Linked DNA regions of Mus musculus: all the other regions are linked to region 6. The links are chromatin loops, found by intact Hi-C in ENCODE. Cell type or tissue: left cerebral cortex. All regions are shown on one strand. Region 1 overlaps Mark2 (MAP/microtubule affinity regulating kinase 2). Region 2 overlaps Macrod1 (mono-ADP ribosylhydrolase 1). Region 3 holds the start of Macrod1 (mono-ADP ribosylhydrolase 1). Region 4 overlaps Naa40 (N(alpha)-acetyltransferase 40, NatD catalytic subunit). Region 5 holds the start of Rcor2 (REST corepressor 2). Region 6 holds the start of 2700081O15Rik (RIKEN cDNA 2700081O15 gene).

What was found. A loop is a pair of places that touch in the nucleus more often than their neighbours do. Peaks named below come from ENCODE experiments on the same cell type or tissue, not always from the same donor. Only the 100,000 strongest peaks of a DNase experiment are listed, where the experiment ranks them.
Region 1: it touches region 6 in a loop (3-fold over the local background); 16 of 42 quality-filtered maps call a loop at or near these places.
Region 2: it touches region 6 in a loop (3-fold over the local background); 19 of 42 quality-filtered maps call a loop at or near these places.
Region 3: a loop joins it to region 6, with 3 times the contacts of the local background. A loop is called at or near these places in 18 of 42 quality-filtered maps.
Region 4: a loop joins it to region 6, with 6 times the contacts of the local background. A loop is called at or near these places in 17 of 42 quality-filtered maps.
Region 5: a loop joins it to region 6, with 4 times the contacts of the local background. A loop is called at or near these places in 21 of 42 quality-filtered maps.

What each region holds. Positions count from the first base shown.
Region 1 is chr19:7,337,699-7,341,698 of GRCm38, forward strand. Mark2 (MAP/microtubule affinity regulating kinase 2) reads right to left here. Exons shown (of 18, transcript NM_007928.3): 1 at 3,470-4,000. The coding sequence starts at 3,523. Among named protein-coding and RNA genes, the nearest start is that of Mark2, 2.2 kb to the right of the region's middle. In left cerebral cortex, no CTCF peak of the experiment used is centred here; DNase peaks (open chromatin) are centred at 126, 1,051, 1,548 and 2,856; H3K4me3 peaks cover 3,190 bases; H3K27ac peaks cover 1,520 bases.
Region 2 is chr19:7,066,371-7,070,370 of GRCm38, forward strand. All of the region lies in intron 3 of Macrod1 (mono-ADP ribosylhydrolase 1), which reads left to right. Among named protein-coding and RNA genes, the nearest start is that of Macrod1, 12 kb to the left of the region's middle. In left cerebral cortex, CTCF peaks have their summits at 1,912 (motif pointing right) and 2,994; DNase peaks (open chromatin) are centred at 117, 329 and 1,953.
Region 3 is chr19:7,056,219-7,060,218 of GRCm38, forward strand. Macrod1 (mono-ADP ribosylhydrolase 1) reads left to right here and starts at 550. Exons shown (of 11, transcript NM_134147.4): 1 at 550-964. The coding sequence starts at 673. In left cerebral cortex, CTCF peaks have their summits at 491, 692 and 1,871 (motif pointing right); DNase peaks (open chromatin) are centred at 491, 1,395 and 1,776; H3K4me3 peaks cover 1,906 bases; H3K27ac peaks cover 1,126 bases.
Region 4 is chr19:7,233,105-7,237,104 of GRCm38, forward strand. Naa40 (N(alpha)-acetyltransferase 40, NatD catalytic subunit) reads right to left here. Exons shown (of 8, transcript NM_027643.1): 2 at 1,959-2,054; 3 at 1,000-1,052. Among named protein-coding and RNA genes, the nearest start is that of Naa40, 6.1 kb to the right of the region's middle. In left cerebral cortex, a CTCF peak has its summit at 1,895 (motif pointing right); a DNase peak (open chromatin) is centred at 1,903.
Region 5 is chr19:7,266,752-7,270,751 of GRCm38, forward strand. Rcor2 (REST corepressor 2) reads left to right here and starts at 1,528. Exons shown (of 12, transcript NM_001320554.1): 1 at 1,528-2,337; 2 at 3,014-3,070; 3 at 3,350-3,430; 4 at 3,803-3,855; 5 at 3,947-4,000. The coding sequence starts at 2,211. In left cerebral cortex, CTCF peaks have their summits at 640 and 2,125 (motif pointing left); DNase peaks (open chromatin) are centred at 671, 1,472, 2,140 and 3,122; H3K4me3 peaks cover 2,871 bases; H3K27ac peaks cover 2,089 bases.
Region 6 is chr19:7,416,339-7,420,338 of GRCm38, forward strand. 2700081O15Rik (RIKEN cDNA 2700081O15 gene) reads left to right here and starts at 1,287. Exons shown (of 5, transcript NM_175381.6): 1 at 1,287-1,579; 2 at 3,729-4,000. The coding sequence starts at 1,441. In left cerebral cortex, a CTCF peak has its summit at 1,716 (motif pointing left); DNase peaks (open chromatin) are centred at 700, 1,168, 1,753 and 1,982; H3K4me3 peaks cover 2,722 bases; H3K27ac peaks cover 1,730 bases.

The DNA of each region.
Region 1 (4,000 bases), 79 kb before region 6:
TTGTCCTCTTCTTCAATCTTCCAGACTCCTCTTTGAGAATATATTCTGCCACCCACTCTCTAGAAGAGTTGGGGGCAGAACTGTCATTTGACTGATGGGAAGCAAAAGGCTCCTGTTTTCTATCAGATACTCTGTTTCCAGGTTATGAAGCTATGTGTCCCCTCCCCCAGAAATTAGGGAAAGCGCTAGCCTGGGGTAGGTGAACTCTGGAAGTTGTACCCTTCTCCACACTTGACTGTTAAGGCTGCTGCTGGCTGGAAGACAAACAGTCATCTTGCTGATTACTTTCAAGGCTGCGAAGCCTCCAGGCCAGCAGAGGCATTTGGAAAAGCAGCTCACAGAAAGCTCAGCTCACAGACTTTAGAAACCCCAAAACCACTAGCCCCAGGTCAGAATCCTGCAAAAGGAAGTCATCTCTGGTGATAGTGCACATCTGAAATCAGGTGTCACCAAAATTATCTTCAAGACAGAGCTTGGCTTTCTTTTATCTACTTTCACTGTTAAAAGCAGAGTTGACAGCAAACAGGCAATCTTCTGCAACATAAGGTTTATTTTTATGCTTCAACATGTTCTGTGTGTTTCAGAAGTGATCAAAGAGCTCCTAGAAACAGCTTATCAGCCACAATTTTAAAGAAAGAAGGAGAAAAGGAAGAGATTGGAAACATCCACAGAAGTTTGCTTACTTATTCTCTGGTAAAACCAGCTTAACTAATTTAAATCTAAATAAGGTGACGGTGGAGAGGGACCTGCCCAGCCAAATTCTTTGCTTTTTATTTCCTAACACTGAGGTGACTGCAATGACTGAGCTTCCACAATGGCTTCACTATGTGCAATGGGACTGAGGAGAAGGTATTTAGTTTCAACCTGGTAGCCGGGTCTACTCTGAAGAAGGTGGATGTTGAACTGACTCTTGCTTTTTGTTTTTGTTTCTAAAGCACACAGGGTTGGGCTGGGGAGTATAACGTGTCTATCAAGAACAAGGCTCTGAGCAAATCAGCAGCACAAGAAACAAAGAGAAACAGCTAGGCACCTGGAAGGGTGTGCACCTAGCTTTTCCAAGTCCAAGTTTTTTCGAAGGCGGTGGCAGAACATGAAGCTGACAGTGTGAGTGGAGAATCAGGAACTGACTGCATGCAGCTCGGTCCACCAAGAACAGAAATGGAGCCTAAGAGGAGCAGAATGACAAGGCAGCCTCTGCTCTGGACCAAGTTATCACGAAGCAGCTCACGTGCCAAACTGGCCACTGATTACCACTCTCCTGAAATCAGTGTACATGCATCAAACCTCAACTTCATGACCCAATACTGTGTGGAGCACATCTGAGCACACAGAAGACCAATAGTGCATTTACACTTAGTAAACAGTCAAAGAAACCACACCGAGGCCACTCTGCCCAACACGGTGCCTCCACAGCCTGCCTCTCTGGGGAACAGGCAGGTCAACCACGCCCCACATGCCTGAAAGTACCAGTCAGTCACTTGGCCTCCTTCTCCCTGCTCATAACCAAGTCTGGGAAAGTTCTCCAGTTAACTGAGGTCTAGCTACTGCGAGAAGTAGGAGAAAGGAGGATGCACGGACCAGCCTCAGAAGAGCCTGGACAAAGTGTTTCCCAAGAGACACTGCTGGCAAGCAAGGGACTGTGCAACACAGACCAAGCTCCTCAGTTTCTGAAGATCTCTGTCCCAGGCAGGACTAGCTGCCAGACCAGGCATGAAATCAATCAACCATCCCTCCCTCTCAACCCCCTGCTCTGGCCCAAGAGCACACAGCCCCTATGTGTTATGGGTCCATCGTGTCAGAAAACTGTCCGGATGCTTCTTTAGCTCCAGGTACAGACAGCAGGAGAGTAACAGCAGCAAAGCACAGGAAAGAGATAAAGAGGGTTCTCAAAGAAGGAAGTTGATGCTAAGCAAACACAGCAGCATCGCGAGCCTACCTGGCTACAGAGAAAACAGGGAACAGGAGGGAAACACCAGGGTGTGCTGAGTAAAGCCTGCTCCTTTCCAACGAGTTTGTGTTTAGTAAAATTCACCCAGAAACATGTGACAGGCAAGGGACTGTCCAAAAGGCAGGCAGAGAGGGACACTAGAGACAGTGAAACAAAGGAGAGAAGTGTGAAGTGGAAGCAATGGCTCATAGGTGAGAGGACGACACAGAAAAGGCAAAAGCTTGGGTGACAAAAAGCAGTGATTGCCAGGATGAGAAAGGGAGAGCATAGGCCAGCCCAGGAGCTGGTGCGCAGCATAAGCAGTTAGCATACACCCTGGGACCCGCAAAGGCTAGCTAAGAGAAAGGGAATGGACAGAGCATACAAGCTGTAAACAGACTGGGAGGGGAGGAGGAGACCCATTAGGACAGGAAAGGCAGCACTGATTAAGGAGGTATTGTAAGAGAGATGGGGGAAGGTTGAGCAATAGGAAGTAGCAAACAAGAAAGATACTATGATACTATGAGAAGTGACAGCCACCAGTTTGGAAAGACAGTATCGGAATTTGTGTTGCAGTGTAAGTAGGCAGTAAAGTAGGGACTGATGCAGCTGATGCAGCCCGCAAAAGAGTGAGCAACAGGTTATGTTAATACAGCCAGACTAAAACACTGACTTTCCCACGGTAGAGGAGAGCCCAGGGATAATCTGGAAGAGCATTCAGACAGGAGGCCCAAGGACTTAAATGCCAAACCCCAGGGGGAAGAGAACAGGAGTGATCCAAAGACTCTGAAGGGAGCGGTGACTGGAACCCCAAAGGCAACCTGTGGGAAAACTATGCGCATGACAGCTGTATGGGAAACACGGAAGCGACACATGCCAGTGCCAGGAGCCTGGGAGCTCCTGCCGAAAAGAAGGGAAAGTGATGAGCAAGGAGTAGGCGAACGATTTGGAAAGGTGACGAGGGTGGAGCTGGTGGGTTGCAAGCAACAGGGAGAGCCCAATTTGGAACGGGAAAGGAGGATAGAAAAAGCTGGGGAAGTGAAAGGGGAAAGGGACCGAGAACACACTCCCGAGACACGGACTCTTGAGGGAGAAAACCGAGGATTGTGAGAGCCGGTGCGGGTAGAGAGGGTACAAAGCTAGAGAGATGCAGAAAGAGGTGGGCAACAATCCGCGGCAAATCGCGGGGTATTATTCGAGGAGCAGGAAGGTGGCTGCTTTAAGCGTGGGTGGAGGAAGACCAGAAAGGCCCCTGAGAGAAAAGGGAAGAGAGGGGGAAGCTGGGGAGATAGCACGGAAGAGCGCAGGAGGGCGGTGAGAGGCGAGGGGCGTTTGGCAGAAATACAAGTGTGCAGTTCAGTCAGGACGACGTGGGTCCCAGGTCAGGATTCGGAAGAGGGATGTGAAGGGCTGGAACCCAGGGCCAGATGACAGCCTAGGCTTGTAGAAGAAAGCAGGAGCACGAGGAGAACTGAGGGAGGGAGCCTCCGTAAGGTGCAGGGGCCCAGTCACAGAATTAGGGGAGCCCTGAGGGCTCCTTACCTGCTCCGTGTCCCTTTCGTTCAGCGTGGGTAGGGGGGTCCGAGCGCTGGACATGGCGCCGGTATCTCAGGGGAGGGAATGGAGAAGCTTGGAGGAAGATAGGGAAGGGAAGGCTAGGAGCCCGGCCGGGCGGGGCTTCTCACAGCAGGAGCACCCGCTGCATGGGCCCCGGCCGGGGGTGCGGGGAGGCCGGGCGATGGCTCACGCCAGCCCGGTGATGCACCGCTCGGGCTAGGCCTCGCCGGCTCCGAGCGGCTCCGGACCGCACCCCCCCCCCCGACCCCCGGCTGGGTTGTGCCGCCTTTCGGCCCGGCCGCGCCGCTCCGCCTACTCTCAACCGCCGCAGCCGGCCGCCTGCCTCGCTCCTCCCCTGCCCTCAGCCGCACTGCTCCGCGCCCGACACACAGGCAGCCGCCGCCGGACCTGCTGCTCCCAACATGGCCGCCACCACCGCCAGCCCTCGGCTCTTTCCGCCGGCAAGAGCCGGAAACATCCGAAACAACTAGGAACGGGAGGGGGAAGAGCCTTTTC
Region 2 (4,000 bases), 350 kb before region 6:
TTTGAAGCCCTGACCTGCCTTCTGGGGGCACCTCCCTCTGCCAAGCTGCCTTGCAGCCCTGAGGCCCATTAGCAGCGGGGATGGGGGAAAGCTGTCTGGAATGAAGCCACACTTCCCTGCCTGAGAAGAGGCCAGAGCCAACTCTCCTCGACCTAGGGCAGGGGTGGGGACTGTGGCTGCCTTCCCACCCCCACCAGTCCTGCCTCACTCCACACCTGGCCAGGTGAGGGAGCTCACAAGGGAAGGGAGAGGACGGAGAGGTTCCCTCAGCCCCCTGGCAGCTCTCCAGTGCCTGGGCCGCGAGCTGCTCCGCTTCCTGCACGTGGTCTCTTCTTGCTGGCTTGGCGGTTTATTGTGATGAGTAGAGAGGAGGCAGCTGCTTCTGTGGGGGAGGGGAGAAGGCCGTGTGTGTCTGGCTGAGGTCAAGAGGCTCTGGGAAGGGCTCTGGAGTCATCAGGAACTGGTGTCTGGGGATAGTAAATCGTGTACGTGTGTTGGAACTTCCTGGAACAAGGTCGGGTGGCTTCCCTCCCTCCCTTCCTCCCTCATACAACCTCCAGGAACTACAGTAGGCAGTAGAGGTATCGTTTTCTATGATTCTGTGAATATCAGGGCAGAACTCCTAGCACAGAGCTCCAACTCACAGGAAAAAGGTATGATGATACCAGCCCCTCCCCTGTGCAGCCCAGGGCACCGCAGGTACTTGTAGACCTTCTGCCGCCTGGCTTGCTCTGCCATCCTTGAGTCTTGACAAGGGAGGAGGTTCTTCCAGGACTCTAGAACTGGATGCAGCTGATGCTGTCCACGCCTCCTTGGCCTCCTTAAGTAACCAGGCATCCAGCAGAGGTGGCTGCTCCCTGGTCCTTTCTGATTGTGATCTGGGTGGCATTTTCTGGTAGGGTTCTAGGCTGGTGTTTGTAGAGGATGCTCACTGTACTCCCCCCCCCCCCCCCCGCCTGTCTCAGGCACACAAGTGACAGCTGGCATTCAGTGCCAGAGAGAGCTTGGGTTACCTTTGCATTTCTGCTGTTGCATCTGTGTGTCTCCCTGGAGAACCTGACAGGGTTGGTAGGTGGCGGGGAGTTCGACAAATCTATCTGACTGAAGGCAGCCTTATCTGGTTTGCACAGGCTGCACCAGCTCCTCGGGGAGAATGTTGCTACCCACCCCAGAGGTCCTCAGGAAGTCTCTTGGCTCTGCCTTGCCCTGGCACCTGACTCTGCTGGTCACTGCCGAAGGTGTGCGAGGCACCCAGTTGGTTCTTCCCCCGTGGAGCTGTAAAATGGACAATGGAAAAGCGGGCAGCCTGGCTGGTGAACAAGTGTGGGTGCAGGGACCAAAGTATCAGAGGGGCAGGAGAGGGCTCTGGAGACTGGTACAGGGTGGGTCCATGGATCTGCCTGTCAGCTCTGTTACTGAGGCGCACTCCAGCACTAGCTGAGCTGGCTGCCCTGGGCTGGCGGCCTTCTCGGCCATGCTTCCCCCAGGACGTGGCATCCGGGGAGGTGCACTTGCCAGGCTTCTGTCTCTGCACGATGGGGATGAGGGAGAGTGATCTGTCGGATTGTTGGGGACACGAGGTGGGAATGACACTCACTTACCGCCTGCACGGGAGCCAAGGGTTCGACACCTGCACTGTGACACCATTAGCATCATGCCGAGTGCCAAGGACTCGCTGCTTCCTGTAGATGGCCAGCCATCCCTCCTCTCGCTTGCCTTAGTGGACCTAACACCTCTTGGTGTTAGGCAAGTGAATGGCAAGCAGTAGCTGAAGCAGATGTTGGACATTGGTTTTTCCACGCAGAGCCTGCGTCCCTAGTGTTTGATGCGGGTATTGGTCTTAGTCAGAGGAGTCCTCAGTGGCCTGGGTTCTCTCCCCAACCCCCTGCGATCTTTTGGGCCCTGGCTTCACCCTGTCAGAGTCGCCCACCAGGAGGCAGCAGAGATCGCGTTTCCGAGGAGCCCATAAATCAGCCTTTATTAGTGAAATAAAAGTCGCAGGCAATGTGGGGCTTTTCAGGGCTGCATAAATCTGCGTCCGAGCCTCGTGAAACCCATATGTGCTTAATTCATATGTAAAGTTTCAAGCAGGAAGAGAATGCGTGTCCATTAAATTCTATTTGACTTGATTATAATCATTAGCCGTGAATAATTGCTTCTCATTGCCGACCGCAGAGCCACCACAATAGGCGAGAGGAGAGAGCAATTATCTCGGGGTGGGAATTTTTAAATTTTTATTTTTGAAGCCAAGGGTAGCATTGGCCTGTGGGCATATGATAGCCTGTGGTGCACAGGGTGGGCTGGGAGTGGTTGGGGCTTGAAGTTCCACCAGGGCTTCCACTGTGTGTGTGTGTGTGTGTGTGTGTGTGTCTGTCTGTCTGTCTGTGTCCCCCTGGGCCTCCGAGGGGGCCTGTGAGGGGACGGGGAGACTTGGATCTTATTCCTATGCTGAGAAGTGGGAAGCTAAAGGGAAGGATCTCTGGCTGAGTTGTAGGCATCTCTGTCCCTTGGTATAGGAGTCAGGGAGTGTGTGTAGAGGGGAGGTCCAGTGCCCTCCCCTGCTACTCCTCACATTCACCCTTGTCTTTCTACTGGCCATCTAGCATTGTGAAGCCCAGGACTGATTTCAGTTCTGTTTTAATGGCATGTGTGATGTGACTGGTGCGTGTGAGGTGGTGGAGTGTGATGGCAGGCATGTGTGTCTGTGATGTGGATGCATGCCGTGTGGCAGAGGTAGGATGCTTGGGGCAGAGAGAAGGAGGGATGCCTGGCTAGTGAGTGGCAGGGCTTAAGGTCACAGGGGCAAGCCAAACTTACTAAACTTTCCCCACGGCTGCCTCATGGGCTAACGGCCAAGGCCATCAGGGCAGTGCCCGAGAGAGAGCCCCAAGCTCTTGCCATCTGTGCTGGCCATGGCTCCTGCCCACAAGGGTATGCCACATCCATCTTAATGAAATCGACTGCCACGCTGGCTGGCAAGATAAGCTGGGGAGCCCCTTGTGGCCATTCTGTCCTCCAGGCATCGGAAAGGCTGGGGCAGTGTCTGTGTCTCTAGCTTTTCCTTTGACCCCTGGGACTGTGTGTGTCTGGGCTTCTCCACTTGGGGTGGGAGGTGTTGTGACCTTTACAGGGCTTGAGTCTTCGCTCTGCCTCAGGGGATGGATGTATCCTTAACATCATGTCTGGTGTTTGTGGGCCCCTGTGCCCGAGATGGCCAAGTCTCAGTTGGGAACACAAAGACCCTCATTCTTGGCCAGTCCCGGGGTCCAGTGGCCTGGCTTTGGCCTCAGAGTCATCTTAGGGCAGAGCATGCATGAATGTCACACTTTGTGCAGAGACACAGCCCTTCTTCTCTTCAGAGCAGTCTGAGTCTACACATGTGTGTCAGGGCACTGAGGCCTTTGGAGTGGAATCTGGGGGCTCCAGCCAGCACCTCCCATCCCTCAGGTCCTCATCTGGAAACTGCCATCATCCTGGGCCCCAGCCTGTGTGGGAGTGAAGATGACACATGCTTAGCCCTGACACACAGAGGGCCCCAGTAAATTAGTCCTGGGGAAGTCAGAGCAAGAGCAGCTAAGTAGAATATAATGTGACATGGCGGCGCCGGGAGGGAGGGTTGAATAAAGTATGCGTGAAGCCGCAGGGACCAATTAATTCTGCAAGGAGGTGGCAGGGAGGCGAGAGGGTCACAGAGGCCTTTGAGGGGCCTGGGATCTGGGGCCTGGCCTTAAAGAATGGGTGGGAAGCCATGTCTCACAGCGACAAGCTGGCCTCGCAGGGAGACTTTTAAGCTGCTTATTTATTTAAAATAAGGCTTGAGTGGCACTCAGCTTAAGTCCTGCGGCTTTGATTTGTGAGAGCCTACCCGCCTCTTATCCCCCACCCTCCTCGCCCCCACCCCAAGCCCTTGTTTCATCCCTTCTTGATGCCCTGAAGGGTACTGGATCCCGGTGTGTAAAGAGCAGGCCCCGACTCTGAGCGTCTGAGCGGCCACAGAGTG
Region 3 (4,000 bases), 360 kb before region 6:
GCTGGATTGTAAGTATGCCTTACCATGCCTATTTGACACCTAGGTTTCTTCCTGTCAAATCTCACTAATGTCTTGTGAGCTGCTGTGGAATTCAGTCGGCGCTGCTTGGCTCTTGGAGCTTAAGGGAGGTCGAGCTCTTCAGAAAAGTTGCCCCACCCTAACACATAGGTCCGCGGCACCTATCACCCCCGCCCCACCTTGGCAGGCTGGAACGTGCAGCTGCTGTGGATCAGAAGCAGAGCTGGGTGATGCGGAGGCACCAACACAAGTCCAGGTCTCTCTATGCCTACAAAACACGCGATAGGACCGAGTTTACTTATGAGCCACGGCAACTAGGCGGAAAGAACTAGAAGCCGACTTGGCGGGAAAACCCACGCACGGAGTGCCTTGTCGAATCACCGAGCTTCGGAAGGTTGGCTGCAGCCACACTCGGGAGGACACAGACAGGCTGGGTGCGCACGTGTGTGCTACCAGTGCGTGAGCGCAGTGGGCCGGGACGGAACTACAAGTTCCAGGGTGCCCAGCGGCGCGCCGCCCGCGGTCTCTAAGCAGGTCGCCACGGGCTGGCACGCGCCACTCTCGTCCCAGAGTAAATAAGGGACCGAGCGCGACTCTCCGGAGCACCGTAAATAGAGTCCGAGTGGGCGGGGAGCCGCCCGGCACCGCCTGCTCATGTCGCTGCAGAGCCAAGTGTCCGGCCGCCTGGCACAGCTGCGCGCGGCGGGGCAGCTGCTGGTCTCCCTGCGCCCCTGGCCCGGCCGCTCGGCGGGTGGCCCGCGGCCCCGTGGCAGTGCGTGCGGTCCCCTGGTGGCACTGGGCGAGCACGGCTACTGCGCGTGGCTCTCGGCGGGAGTTGGGGCGTGGGGGGCGGCGGGGCGTGGAGCCTGGGTGCGCACCTGGGCCCCCCTGGCCATGGCCGCGAAGGTGGACCTGAGCACCTCCACCGACTGGAAGGAGGCCAAATGTAAGTGTGAGCGCAGGGCGTGGGTCTCCCCGGCCGAAAGGCACTCCACGAGCAACTGAGACACTCGGGAACCCCTTTAGCCCACATCCATACCCAGCTCCTACACCAGGTTACCCCTTGACTAAACGAGTGGGGAAGGCGGCCTTACCTCAGCAATGGTCCCAGGTAGTCCACACCCCCCACACCCCCAGATCCTCTGGGATCTGCCACCTTCCTCCATGCATGCACAGGAGGGAAACTGAGGCTTAGGGCCAGAGTTCACTTCCCCAAGGTCAGGCTGGGAGTGTGCAAAGGCAAAGTGTAGAAGCTTGGCCTATCAGGTAGGGTCAGGTAGCCCCAAGAATGGCAGCTCGGGGGCCTCTCTGGGAGTATGGTAGGTGCCCGTTTTGCCCTCCTGCTGGCTTCTGGCCCCTTGCCAGCACTTTGCTCCTTCTTGAGGGACTGGGATCATAGAACTTGGAGAGCAGGCTGACATCGGGCGTGGGCTTGTGAGAATCACTGACTCCCTCAAGAATGAAAGTATTTCTCCTCCTGGACGGGCATGCCAGGAAGGGGCCACGGGTCCCGGACGACCTAGTCGCTAACTGGAATGCAAAGTGCAGAGCCCCAAATAGCCCTGAGTGGCAGTCCAGCTGCCCCTGCCTTTCAGCGCCAGTGCTTCCCTTATTATTCCGGGCCGATCCTCCTCCCAATGAGCGGCTAAGGCCATTGGCTGGGCTGCTAGTGGGCGTGACCATGGGGGCTGGGTCAAGCGGGGTTGAAGGTAACCTCAGATTGGTTCCTTTTTAGAAAAGAGAGCTCTCCCTTGTTGCAAGTCTGCCCAGGATCCTAAAGCACTTGACAGTCTTCTTTGGGAGCAATCAGAACTTGCCACTCCCTCAACCTTGGCCGGGAGTTGCGGGGCTCGTCCAGAATTCCAGCAGAGGGAGTTAGTGTTCTTCCTTAGAGTCCTGCTTACCCATGGAGAGCAGCAACCCAGGGAGAGGAGGAGAGTTGGGGCAGTACCACACGTAGTGTACCGTCTGCGTCTATTTCTACATTCCAGCCCTTCTCCCCGTAGCTCCCTTTTCCTTGGTGACCCTGAAAACCAGCCTAACCTGGGAAAGCTGATGGGACCTGAGGTTCCTCAGCTGCTGGACAGACGCTATTTTCTTCCTTTCTGTGCCAAGCGGGGAGTCAGGGGCGCTGGTCCTTGAGCCTCTGGAGAGTCTGATCTCCGCTTGCCATTTCCGCCGGGCTTAATGGGATTAGAGATGCCAGTGTGCTGCGGCTAGCTTTTAGGCCTTTGCATGGGTTCTGGGGATCAAATTCCGTTTACCCACCCACTAACCCGTCTATCTCCTTGGCCCTCATTCAGTAAACTTTTACCTCACGCCCTATTGGTACCAGCGCTGTAGGATTCAACAGTGAGTGGCCAGGCAAGAGTCTGTCTAGTGGAGAAACACTATGGCGACATAGTCCTCTGTGCACTATGAAGAGCTGGGAAGGTCAGGTGGCCCATTAGGGACCTGAAGTAAAGCAACCAGCTGGGGAAGGGCATTCCAGGTTCTGGAGATAGGGCTAGATTTGGAGGAGGTGGTCCCATTGTGACCAAACGCAGTCCCAAAGGCAGTGGTGACAGGGGCTGAGTGGTGAGACAAGGCAGGCCTTTCGGGTTTCAGTTACCTAGTGTGTGGAAGTGGGCACTCCAAGCCTCCGTGACCTGGGGCAGAAGGCTCTGGGCATGGAAATGTGGGGTGGTCTGGTCTAAATTTTCCTTTTATTTGTTTGTTTGTTTGTTTATTTGAGAGAGAGTCTCTATATAGTCCTGGATGTCCTGGACCTTGTTATGTAGAGCAGACCAGGCTGACCTCAAACTCAGAGATCTCCTCAGAGAGTTTGTTTTTTGGAGAGAGAGAGAGAGAGAGAGAGAGAGAGAGAGAGAGAAGGGTTGGTACCACAAGCTTAAAATCCCCGCACTCGCTTGGGAGAGGCAGGCAGATCTCTGTAAACTCCAGGTTGTTCTGGTCTACAAAGTGAGTTCTAGGCCAGCCAGGGCTACACAGTGAGACCCTGTATCTAAAAACCAAACAATAATCAAAGTTCTCCTCTATAGCCCAGGCTGGCCTGGAGCTCACTCTGTCATCCACACGGATGCATTATGACAGTTTATGCTCCTTTTCCTCTGCTGCGAAGGGTTCCATCTTCGTGTACCACACTTTGGATATCCATTCTTCTGCCGATGGGCCTTTAGGCTTCACTAAGTTACTCAGACCAGACCACCCTGACACATGTCTCTAATGGACAGGGGATATGTCTAGATGCTTGCTTTCCTAGGGGATTTTCTGTCAAAGACTGGCCCACTGACTCACATGAGACTGATGTGTAGGCAGTTTAGGGTGAAAAACTATAATAGCAGGGGGTGTGAAAACTCCCGGGCCTCCTCACCCTACAGGAAAACCAAGGTACAATCCTGGGGTTGCTCAGCGGCCCACTCTCATCAGAATAGCAACACGTTAGTTTTTGCTTGTCAGAGACCACACTAATCCCATGTAAGGGAAGAAAGAAGAAGGAAGATTCATTTTGACTCATGGTTGCAGAGGATCCCCATGCACAGATCATGCTGGTACATATCTGTGCTCCTTGCACTCTGAAGTGGAGGCAGGAGGATTGCTGTGAGATGGAGATTGGTGTAGGCTATACAGCAAGGGCCTTGCTACCTGGCAAGATTCTGTCTCAAAGGGAAAGTGGGACTGTGGTGACTGGAGGGAGTGACAGACGAGAGGCCTAGAGCCAGGCAAAACTGAGGCCCAAGACCTGACCTGCAGTGATCAGCTCCTGCCAGCCAACTCCCACCTCTGGACCTGAGCCTGTGGGGCTGCTCAGATTCAAAGCATAATTTCAGGCAGCCGGAGGCAGGCTGCAGGCTGCAGGCTGCATGCAGACAGCAGGAGGGTAGGTGAGGGGTAGGAGGGCAAGCATCAGTGCTTTGGAAGGGCTCGGCCCCCCAGCAGAATCTCCTGATGGGGTGTTGTTCTCTGTTTGATCTGCACCGTG
Region 4 (4,000 bases), 180 kb before region 6:
GGTTTTTTTTGTTTTTTGTTTTTGTTTTGTTTTGTTTTTAAGATTTATTTATTTATTTATTTACTTACTTACTTATTTATTTAATGTCTATGGGTACACTACCAGAAGAGGGCATCACATCTCATTACAGATGGTTGTGAGCCACCATGTGGTTGCTGGGATTTGAACTCAGGACCTTTGGAAGAGCAGTCAGTGCTCTTAACCACTGAGCCATCTCTCCAGTCCCGCTCGTGTTTTTAGACCCATTTCTGATCACAAAACTAGGTAAGCCAGGCTAAGAACTTTAACTAGTGTTAAACAGCCGACATACTGTATACTCAAGGAAGAAGCACTGAGCCGGGCATGGTGGCGCACGCCTTTAATCCCAGCACTTGGGAGGCAGAGGCAGGCGGATTTCTGAGTTCGAGGCCAGCCTAGTCTACAAAGTGAGTTCCAGGACAGCCAGGGCTACACAGAAAAACCAAAATAAACAAACAAACAAACAAACAAACAAACAAATAAATGGAAGAAGCACTGAATTGGGAGGCAGAGGCAGGCGGATTTCTGAGTTCGAGGCCAGCCTAGTCTACAAAGTGAGTTCCAGGACAGCCAGGGCTACACAGAAAAAACTAAATAAATAAATAAATAAATAAATAAATGGAAGAAGCACTGAATTGGGAATCAGAAACTCCTTTAGATGTGAGTTAAACCCAGGAACGTTATTCACATTTTCTGAGCCTCCGGTTCCCAATCAAAATGTGATAGTAGGCTGACAAGTTTCCAAGTTTCATCCTTTGAACAAAAAAAGATATAAGTCTTAAAAAGATGTCAGTGTGTACTCATACAACCTCAATTACACACAATGTTTCCACCCATCAATTCCTGCATCACCTTAACTGGGAGACTGACTGCACCAACAAGAGGCAACAGGCAGTTGCTGCTTTCAAATAATGGAGCTTGCTGGAGGAGTGAATTTCCAAGGTGCACCAGATGACATTAGGAATGCTAAGTGCAACTCACCCATTGCGGTCATACTTCTTGAAGACTGGGAATGCCTCCAGAGGGTCTCCAAGCTGTGGGCAGAGAGCAGACATAGATGAAGGAAGACAACACTAGTAAGGAGGTGTGACACCATGAATGTGGTGAAAGAGAACAATCAGCAAGCCTGTGGCATAATGCCTGCCCCTGTACAGCTAACCCAGGAAAGAAATGACCAATCTGCTTGAATATTTCAGGGACAAATAACTGCAACCTGACAGTCACCGAGACAGAAAAGCACAACCTTGCAGAATATCATTTCAGAGGCACAGCCATTTACCAATATGGGAATTAACAAAAATTAACGTATTGGGCTAGAAGGATGGCTCAGGAGTTAGAGTGCTTACTGCATTTTCAGAAGGTCTGGGTTCATTTCCCAGCACCCATACAGGACAGCTTACAACTTCCAGTAACACTAGCTCCAGGGACTTACACACTTACATTCATGTGCACTCTCCAGCCCCATTAGGGGAAAATGTGAAATACAGCATGATGTAGGAAGGGTACCAAGGCCAAACTCTCAGTCTCAGGGTGAAAGCTCTCAGACCCGCTCTGACACCCCCCACCCTCCATCCCACAGAGCTGATTCACAGCTGCTGCTCCTCTGAGCAGTCCCAGGGACCAGGCCAGTGAAGCCTTGGGTAAAGCAGAGCTTACAGTACGCACGGGCAGCCAGTAACCTCTGAAAGAAGGAAGAGTTAAGAACCATGTGTTATGTCTCATGAGAGGTTTCCTCACCCAAAAAATCTCCCCACGTTCCACATCAGGAAAACCTGTAGCCTTTCCACACAACCCTCAACACTTGAGCCAACCACAGCCCCTCCTCCCCAAACTGTGTGGGCATGGGCCTGTGTGGACAGTGCCAGAGATCTGCCACTTGGTGGCGCCAAGAAGTAAAAAAACAGAAAGGAGCTGAAGTTGAGAGAGGAACTGAGAGTCACCCTGTTGGCAGCATCCACTTTGGCACACACAGCATCCATGGCCGCTCTCTCCTCCAATCGTTTCTGCTTCTTCTCTTTGGCTTTGCTCGACTTTCTCTGCAACAAGGAAAACACCACCACTGGAAGGGCTATAGCCAACTCACTCAGAGGAACCCAAGGGGCCTTGAACCCGTTAACCTGACCCTGCAATAGGAAACCTGGATGTGTGGACATATTCACTTGGCTGTTCCTTCCTAAGGAGGAATGTTCAATTTCAGGAACATCTAGGATCTAAGATGGCCCCAGACCAGCATTTCTTTCTTTCTTTTCTTTTCTTTTTTTTTTTGTTTTTTTGTTTTTTTGTTTTTTTGAGACAGGGTTTCTCTGTATAGCTCTGGCTGTCCTTGAACTCACTTTGTAGGCCAAGCTGGCCTGGAACTCAGAAATCCGCCTGCCTCTGCCTCCTGAGTGCTAGAATTAAAGGCGTGCGCCACCATGGCCGGCTGGCTCAGCATTTCTTTAGAGTCTTCTAACTATGAGACAGCCCCGTGGAAGCAATTCAGAGCCACACCCAGCACGTCTGCGCAGCCCAGGCCAAGTGGCAGTCACAGCATGGCCCTGCTGATGTCAAGGGTGGCTTGAGAGACTATGGTTCACTTCAGGGCAGAGGCAAGACCAAGCTGCAGGGGCACGACAGCAGGGATGGGGCACGACACAGGGAAATTGTCCCTACTTGCATCTTAACCAGACCCTACTTGAAGGCTAATATGGGGCTCTTTCAAAATCCCTTCTCCCTATTTTTTTTTTTTTTTTTTTGGTGGGGGCATGGGAAGAGAGTGGTTTCATACTGTAGCTCATGCAGGCCCCCAACTCAACAGTAATCAACCTGGCTCAGCCTCCCAAGTGCTAAGATTACAGGTGTGAGCTACAACCCCCACTTTTCATCAAAAGTGCTTTCTACTTTTTCCCTGCCAGGTTCTAGAACAAAAACACATCATGCCCTGTCTAAGAGTAAAGCCTCCAGTCCTGCCTGGAGCTGTTATCACTAGGGCTACAGAAAGGTGCTCAATGATACCTTCTTGTTCACCCTACCAGGGAGGACCAGCAGCCCAGATCTCCTGACTCCAGCCACACATCTTTCACAGCTCACTGGAGAGAGGTCAAATACCACCAATGCCAATGTGACTGTGGCACTGCCTGGCCCCAGGACAGGGCACTGAACAATCAACATTCACATGAATTAAAAACCAGCTTTTAAACAGACGGGCTAGCTCCAAAGCGTAACTTCAGCCTGGATGTTCAAAGGAACAGCACTGCCAAACTTGTATTTCAGCATCAGAAGGTAAAAGAATTAGACTCTCTGACAGGCAAAATGCCAGCACCAGATACTTCCCACCACTGTGCTAGGAGCCAGGCTAGCTCTCATTTCTCACCTCTCCTGAGAAATGCACGTACAGGTTTTTTTTTTTTTTTGGTTTTGTTTTTTGTTTTTTCGGGGTAAGGTTTCTCTGTGTAACCCTGGTTATCCTGGAACTCACTCTGTAGACCAGGCTGGCCTCGAACTCAGAAATCTGCCTGGCTCACATACAGGTTTTTGTTGGTCTTTGTGGTGCTGGGGATGGAACTCAGGGTCTTGTGCATGACAGGCCAGTGGTCTAACATTCAACTATACCCCCAGCCTGAGGCTGTTTTCACGGAGGTGCAAATGGGAACAGAAGTAGCCCCTCCAACTGGTTTTCCGGGATTTATTTTCCCTCTGGAATATAGGCTTCAACACCACGCTGAAATCCATTAACAAAGTACTTTCACAGGAATACATGGGTCAAGGCTCAGGGTAGAAGCCATCACTTACCTTTATACATTAAGAAACTGAGGCCCAAGGGAGCATGACTCATGCATGGTTCCCCAGGGAGTGAGTGGCCAAATGGAGACATGAGGGGCCAGGCCACAGATGCAGCCTTTGTCTAGACTTCAGCTCAGTCACCAAAGACCTCATATCCTGCAGAGATAAAGCTAGGGGCTTCGAGCACTCTCAGGCAACCACTTAGCAACTAATTTCTTTT
Region 5 (4,000 bases), 150 kb before region 6:
AAGGTACAGGTATTGGGGACAGGTCTGGCTCCCTGCCACTCATTTCTAGGGGCCACTGGAAGTCGCTTTGCCTCTTGGTACAGACCCCTTCAGCTCAGATTGCCTCTGGTTCATTTTTTCTTTCTTTCTTTCTTTCTTTGTCCCAGATCTCCCCACCCTGAGGCTTGGTGCCCAGCTCATGATTTAAGGGGAGGAAAAAAGGCCCCATAACCTTGGCCCAAGGTGTGGCGGGCAACGTGGCCGCTGACTGGGTGGCCCTATGTGGCCGGACAGTGCTGAAGTCGGGCGGGGTCGTGTCTGACTCTGCCAGCCGCAGGCAAAGAGCCCCCAGGAACAGGATGCCCCAGCCAGGTCGTGGCCTGACCACAGGACCCAGGCCGGTCGGCCACAGCCAGTGGGTAGGGGCAGGGATCCCCGGTTGGGGCCAGGGCTGCTTCTAAATTTAGGAATCTGATTACAGAGTGGCCAAGGAAGGGAAGGGAGAGGAGGGTGCGCGTGCAGGCTCGGCTCGATCTGGGCATAGCGGGTGTGCCCGGGTAGAGGCGTGTCCAGGAGTCCGGGCTCCCCGTGGGAGGGACAGCGGGCGGGGGCTTCGGCCTGTGTGAGCTGCAGCACGTGCCCCAGGCGGCGGGGACGGGCACAGGCGCAGCTCACAGGCTTCGAGCTGCTGCCGGTGAGTGCGCTGGCTCTTTGTGTGCCTGGCAGGGTGGCTGGGTCTGGCTTTGAAAGTCTCTGCCCACCCCCTCCCCCAACTCCGTCTGTGCCTCCCAACCCGCTTCCCTGTCTGTCACTCTGCCTGTGCCTGTCCGGGGGGAGGGGGGATGCTGCTTCCAGCTGGGGTGACAGTGAACCCAGTGAGGAGCTCGCCCCTTTCAGCCCAGAACTTGCCCTATTACCTTTCATACTCATTCCTCAATCTTTGATACTACTGTTTTGGGTGCAGACTGCAGCAGTTGAAAGACACTAGGGTGACCCCTGGGGACCCACAGACCTAGCAGAAGTCAGGTTCTAGCCCAGTGGCTCTTATAGAAATTCATCTTGCGCCTGTCCGGCCTCCCATCCGCTTTGGCCCCCAAGGGCGCATGAAGGGGGGGATCCCCCTGCGGAAGGGGGGGCAGGGAGTTCCTTGGCAGGAAGGGAAATGGAAGGAAAAGCTGGGCTCCACCCGGGCGGTCGGACAGGCGGCCTCAGGGCCCCCGGGGCAGGCCACAGTAACCAGAGCCCAGTAGTGTGTGGAACCGGTGTGCTTGTGGGTGGGGCTGACCCCGGGCTTCTCCTGGGGGGCACTGGGGTCTACCCAAAAGGGCCAAGTCTGAGAACTCAGAGACACCAAGGGTGCTCCCTGGGGGGGGTACGTGCGCCCCATTCCGGTCCTGACCCCACCCCCTGGAGGTCTAGCCCCGGCCCCAGGCCCCGCCCCCCGGGCCCTCCCTCCCACCCCAGGGCCAGATGTTCAGCTGGCGGAGGCATCGGCTGGGGGAGGGGTGCTGAGGCCGCAGCCGGCACTACTTCCCTGCCAGCAGCTTCATTGTGTGCGCGAGGAGCGAGCGGCGGCGGAGAGCGGGCGAGCGAGCGGCGGTAGCGCGAGCGCGGCGGGGCGAGCGAGCGCGCCGGGGAGGGTGCGAGGCGGCGCCCGCGGCTGCGCTCCGCCCGCCTCCCGGCAACTCTGCTCCAGCGCCGCACGCCGTGCGCGCCGTCCTGCCGCCGGGGCTCCAGCCGGCTGGCGTGGTTGCCGTGGGGTCGGGTCGGGCAGGGTTACCTCCGTTGGGGATCGGGGCATCCTCAGCGCAGCCGAGGGGCGCGGAGTCAGCTGCGGCGGCCACTGCGCGGTAGCCCTTGCTGGCCAAACAGCGTGGGCAGGCGCGCGGCGCGGCTCCGGGGCTCCCCGAGGGCAACGCGCCCCGACTCTCCCCGGGGGAGAACCAGCCCCGAGGGGCGCACGGAGCGAGCGTGCCCCCGGCCGCGCCGTCTCCCCCGTACCCCCACTTCACAAACTTTTCTGCCGTCCTCGCCCGTGGGGGTCGCAGTGAGCGTTAGGGCTGCCCTCCGGGGCCCCGACCTCCCGGACCCTAGCCACGCTGACCTCCTGCCTCTCGTAGCCTCAGTGGCGACCCCTCCAGGCCGGGCCAGGCGCAGCACTCGAGGCAAGCGCGGCAAGCTCCTGCGCTCTCCAAAGGATCCCGTGCCCCTCGGGGCTGCCGGGTAGGGTAATGCCCTCAGTAATGGAGAAGCCCAGTGCGGGCTCCGGGATCTTGTCCCGAAGTCGGGCCAAGACGGCACCCAACGGCGGACAGCCACACTCGGAGGATGACAGCAGCGAGGAGGAGCACTCTCATGGTGAGCCTGGTGGCCTAGGGTTAAAGGCGCGCTGGTCCGGGGAGGGATCATGGAAGGTGGAGGAGGGGGGGGGGAGAGTTGCGAACCACAGATGGTTTCTGCCGCTCCTGGATTGCAACCTCAGCCTTCTCGTGCCTGGTGTTGCCGGCACAGGAAATCTACAGGCTGGGCCCTTGACCACCCACCTCCCCTTTGCCCTCAGTCGTTGAGGGAGCTTAGGATGCCTCTCTTGGATGGATTGGGTCCTCATACCTTGCAGCCTTGCAGGGGACTGAGGTCTGATTGGACCAGGTACTGGGAAGATACCTCTATGCGGAGCTGTGAAGCTCATGTGGTGGGGAGGAGCCCCGAGCTCTCTGCAAGGCTGTGGTCCAGATCTAGGGGCAGCCCTCCAAGCTCCCACCCCCAGTTAGAACAAAGCACTTTGCTCTAGCCTGGGCTTTAAAAGTGTCCTCTTAACCTCCCCTTCCCCCCATGGCCATGACTAGGCAGGGTATGACTCTCCTAGTACCTTCTATCGGAGGGTAGCTGGGGGGCACTATCAAGGAAAAGTGAGTCTCCTGTATGGTGGGGGTCCCTGAGTGGTCAGGAAGGAGAACTCCAGATCAGCTACCTCCCCTCACTATATCCTCCCCCTACTTCCCTGGAGTCTTGACTGCCTCCCCTGGCTCCACAGACAGCATGATCCGAGTTGGAACCAATTACCAAGCAGTAATTCCGGAGTGCAAGCCTGGTGAGTGGCAGGACAGACATGGAGGGAGGGAGGGCGGCAGGGAGGGGTGGAGGCTGATGGCTTGGCCTACAGCCCCACCTGGGAACTCTTGGCTGGCTCCTGCTTGAGGGACAGGCGGTGGGCGGGGTGGGTGGCCCCGTGGCACTGTTACTTTTCCTGCTCTGCCTTCCTGTCTGGGTCTCAGCTCCTCCTTCCCTTCTGGGCCTCACCTCCTCGCTTGACTGTGTTGCTCAGTGGTCTCCTGTTTCTGTGAGTGCCTAATTCTGCTCATCCTTTCAGAGAGCCCTGCACGCTATAGCAACAAGGAGCTGAAGGGAATGCTGGTGTGGTCCCCCAACCACTGTGTATCAGATGCCAAACGTGAGTGCGCTGGGCCCAGGTCACGTTCAGTCTCAGGAACAGGGTTTTAGTTCCTGTCCTCCTAAGGCTAGCTCTTCCTTAGAAGTGAGCTGTTGCCGGGCAGTGGTGGCGCACGCCTTTAATCCCAGCACTTGGGAGGCAGAGGCAGGCGGATTTCTGAGTTCGATCGAGGCCAGCCTGGTCTACAAAGTGAGTTCCAGGACAGCCAGGACTATACAGAGAAACCCTGTCTTGAAAAAACAAAACAAAACAAAAAACAAAAAAGAAGTGAGCTGTTAGTCCCACTAACATGGAAGTCTGGTAGGGGGCTGTAGGCCCACGAGTGGTCTTTACTGTGGGGCTTCCGTGTGACCCTCCTCTTCCCCCCTGCAGTTGACAAGTACATTGCAATGGCCAAGGAGAAGCATGGCTATAACATTGAGCAGGTGGGTGGGGGCCCCGAGGGATGGGAGTGGGGCCCACCGGGCAGTGCAGTGCTGCCGTGGCAGAACCTGAGTGGCTTCTGTCCTGGACCAGGCACTCGGCATGCTTCTGTGGCATAAACACGATGTGGAGAAATCACTGGCTGAC
Region 6 (4,000 bases):
TATAAACTGAGGATGTCTAAGTTACCCGCATTAGTAGCAATCTTGTTCACTGCTGCATGTCCAGAGTGTCAGCTCTTGTAGCACATAGTAGGTGTTAAGTGTGAGAATGACTCCATGAATGGTGCCTTCTTTGACTGTGGTGTGCCTCCCCGACAGGGAGGGAATAAAACCCACTTCTAGACCCTCATGGTCTCTGGCATCCTGTAATTTGGATCTCCAGGCCTCTGCTTTGTTGTGGACGACTAACCAAAGGCTAAGGGAGGACCTGTTTCTCCAGCTGGCCCTGGCAGGACCCCAGGTTGCCTCGACCCTACAACCTTTCGAGGTTCCTTCTCCAGGCTTACCGGGAGCCTGAGACCTGAAGGTGTCCCTCGGCCGAAGCCAGAATTCGCCCCAGGGTTTTCCAGCCTAGGGATGCGAATCTCCAGCTGCCCATCACCAGGATCCCAGTCCCTTCTTTGCACCTTCGTCCTGTGCAGGAGCCCGGGGCTGAGCGGAGTGCCTCACCCGGTACCTATAGGCCTGCGGGGGCAGGAGCCTGAATCACCGCCGCAGTCTCCCTCTCTTTCCGGCTTCCAGCCCAGGGCCACCTCTGTTTCGGAACGCCGGCTGGCCAGGCGCAGCGTGCTAGCTCTCTTACACTCCTCTGCGCGCCCCTCTTCCCGGCTTGCGCTTTCGCGGCCGCCGCCCTCACTCTGGCCGGCTCCAGGGAAACCTCGCCCCGCCGCCCCTCCCCGGTAGAAGCCAGAGCTGCCAGCGCTAGCCCCAGGCTCCCGCGGGAGGGGGCGCGGCAGCCCCCACGGCTCCACCCTCTCCGCGGGGCCGCGGCCATCTGGGGCCCCTGCCAGGCGCGTCTGCTTGGGGCCCGCGCCCAGCTCCTGCGGGAGGACGAGGCACCCCGGAGAGGGGAACGGTGCCGCCGCACCGGGCGGTCCCCTGCTAGCGGGCTGCGGAGAGCCGCGCTCGGAGATGCCCCGAGGGGGCGGTGGCTGAAGCGCGTCGCAGCGGACTGGACACGGGCGCCCCTGGTCACCTCGGCGACTCTTTACCAGCCGGAGCTGCAGCTGCGGACGCGGCAGGGCGGACCCACGAGGGCGCTGAGGACCGTGCTCCCCGCGTCCGTAACAAGCGCCCGTTGCGGACTTGCCACCTCCCGCTTTCCCCGCACCAGCCCCCCGCGAGCTGGCAGGAGGAAATTGCGCGCGGCCCCTTTAAATTTACCCAGGAGCCCTTAAAGGAGCCCCAGGGGCCCCAGACAGGAATCCCCACCCCGGTCCAGCCCGCGCTGCCGAGCGAGCAGTCAGCCGTCCGTGCGGCCGGCCGCCCGTGAATGCGCCCCGCGCCCGGGGGCCCCGCGCACCGAGCGCCCCGCGTGCGCCGCCGCTGGCTCCGCGGCCCCGCGCCCCGCCGCCCCGGGGCCCCCGCTCCGCAGCGCAGCGCATGGAGCCCGGCGGGGACCACCGGAGCCGGAGCGGCGGCGGCAGGGGCGGCCCCGGGCCCGCAGTGACCTCGGCACGGGGCCGACGGCTGCCGCCCACCGCAGCGAGCGGCGGCACGGAGCCCGAGGAGGACGACGGCGGTAAGATCTGGGGCCGACGACCGGGGGTGGGGGGCCCCGGCGTGGGGGAGGGGAGGGCTGCGGCTCCGGGCCCCTCTCGGCCGCCGAACAAAGCGGGGGACGAGCGCAGGGCGGCTCGGGGCGCCACCTGGTGGGCGCAGAGAGCAGCTACAAGGCCCGCGGGGCGCTCCCTGCCCGTGGCGGGGTCTGCCCGCCGGGCTGGGGCGGATCCCTGCTCCTTAAAGGGCCCCGCGTTGCTCGTTTTTTGGGGGGGGGGGCAGCGACGTGGGAGTCGAGGTGCTGGAACTTGCGGCTCCCGCCCTTTCTCTTTCACACTCCCAGGTGGTCTGTCTTTTAAAGGCTTCCCAGTCCCTCTGTCCCTTTCTGAGGCTTTCCCCAGAGTAGCATAGCTCGGGATTCCGCTGTTCTCGGTTATGCCATCCCTTTCTGCGTGGCCTTGCTGGAGACGTGAACTCTTCCCTTCACGGTTACGCTACGAGAAACAAAGCGCAGCCTGCGTCCTGGGGGCCCCCGTCTGTCATACCCCACGTCGGGAAGGTCTTAGTGAGGGATGGGTTCGCACACGAAGGTGGATGCCCCACCCGTGCGTTGTCGCGTTTCAGAATCGATTTTGGCCCCAGTTTGTCAGCTGTACCAAGACCTGCCGGCCCTAGTTGGCCCTTAAAACCAACTGCTTTTTTTTGTCTCCCTTCTGTAAGGTTCATTGCCTTTAGATCAGCGGAGGTTCCATCCGTACTAGGGAGAGTGCTCTCTACTCTTTGAGCTCCTCTCCCTATAAGCCCCCGCCCCCCACCCCCCCTTTTTATTTTTTTGAAAAAAATCTCAGCTCCTCCTTTTTCTTTCTTTCTTTCTTTTATTTTTTTCTTCTTTCTGCTCTTAAAGGGCCAGTCTGCCTTAGATTTAACAGTGGTCCTGCACTGGAAAGATGCTTAGTAGGATGCTAGCTATTCAGTCAGTGCATTTGCAGACAAAGGCGTATAGGCCCAGAGAGCGGATGTGACTGACCTACCAAAGGTCACTGGGCAAGGCACCAGTGAAGCCAGATCTTGAATCTAATGTTTTTTCTATACCTCTACCTTAAAAAAAAGTAATGGAAGACAAACAAACAAAACCTTCAAACCAAAACAGACAAAAAAACCACCCCCAAACCAACCAACCAACCAAACAAAAAACACCCAAAAAACCAAAAAACCAAACAACTCCACACGAGGACAAGAGCCCTCTCTGATCCTGTCATTTGTTTGTCTGACTCTGGGATTCTGTACTGAGAGAATGCCAGAGTCTGCTTGTTTCGTCTTTGTGGCCAGGAGACAGTTTTCTAAATAAAAAATGGTCAGCCAGCACTGCAAGGAGGGCTCTGGGTGTCTTTGACAAAGTGAAAGAACACTAATGGTTGGAGAGGCCCCAGAAGTGCACACTGTTGGGAGGGCTGGCAGCAACCACATCCCTGCTAGCACAAATGAGATAAACTAGAACGACTTAATGGGTGTGATGGGTGGTGGCTGCTCCCCAGTCTGAAGAGCAGTCGGTAGTCACTCTGCTGGCCCTCCGACCTCCTCTTTTCGGGTCATTGTGCCTCCCAGACTCTGGGGAAGTCCAGGTCCGAGAAACTCCTTTCCCTGGAGGTGTTGACAGCTGTATCTTAGGTGTCCCTCCAGTGGAAGACCTGACAGTTCCTACCTCATCCTTAAACTGCTATTTACAGGATGGCATATTGGGAAAGGGAGATAACCTTTGGTGGGTGCCCTCCTGGAGGGGCCTCAGGTGGGTGGGTGTTGTGCACAGATCTGGGTGCAGACAAATACCCCCTATTGTTCCCCTCTCCCTACTGCTTGCTGTATTCTGGCTGTAACTGCCCAGCCTGCTGAGCTTCTGGCTTTATCCCTCCTTAAACTCCGTGGCCTTCACCTTGGTTTTAAAGTCTTCAGCAAGCTAGCCCAGTGCCCACATCTCTTTGTTCTCCAGCTGGGTCCCTGCTCTCTGTGTGGGTGTTCCAACCCCCTCATCACCCACTTCCCTTTCATTGCTCTTGCCACCCCTCTCTTGCCCTAACCTCCCCTGCCCCCTTTTCATGCTTCCAAATCAAAGCCCTAGGTCCTTTCTCTGGAAATAGGAAATTGAGAGCCTGTCTCCCTTTTCCCTTCTTCAGGACAAGCTCTTCAGCTGGAAGGGGGTGCCTTAGGGTCCTGGGGGAGTACCCCCCTACCCTCCTCCAGGGCCAGGGGACCAGCATCTTCAGGCAGGAAATACTCAGATCATTGTGAGGCTCGGGCCTCGAGGCCTGGAAAGAGTCGCATCCCCGGCAGGGACCACCGGCGCTATTACCACGACCACTGGCGGCTGGAGTACCTGATGGACTTCATCCCCTCCCGGCATGGCATGGTGTGTATGGTGTGTGGCAGCTCCCTGGCCACCCTCAAG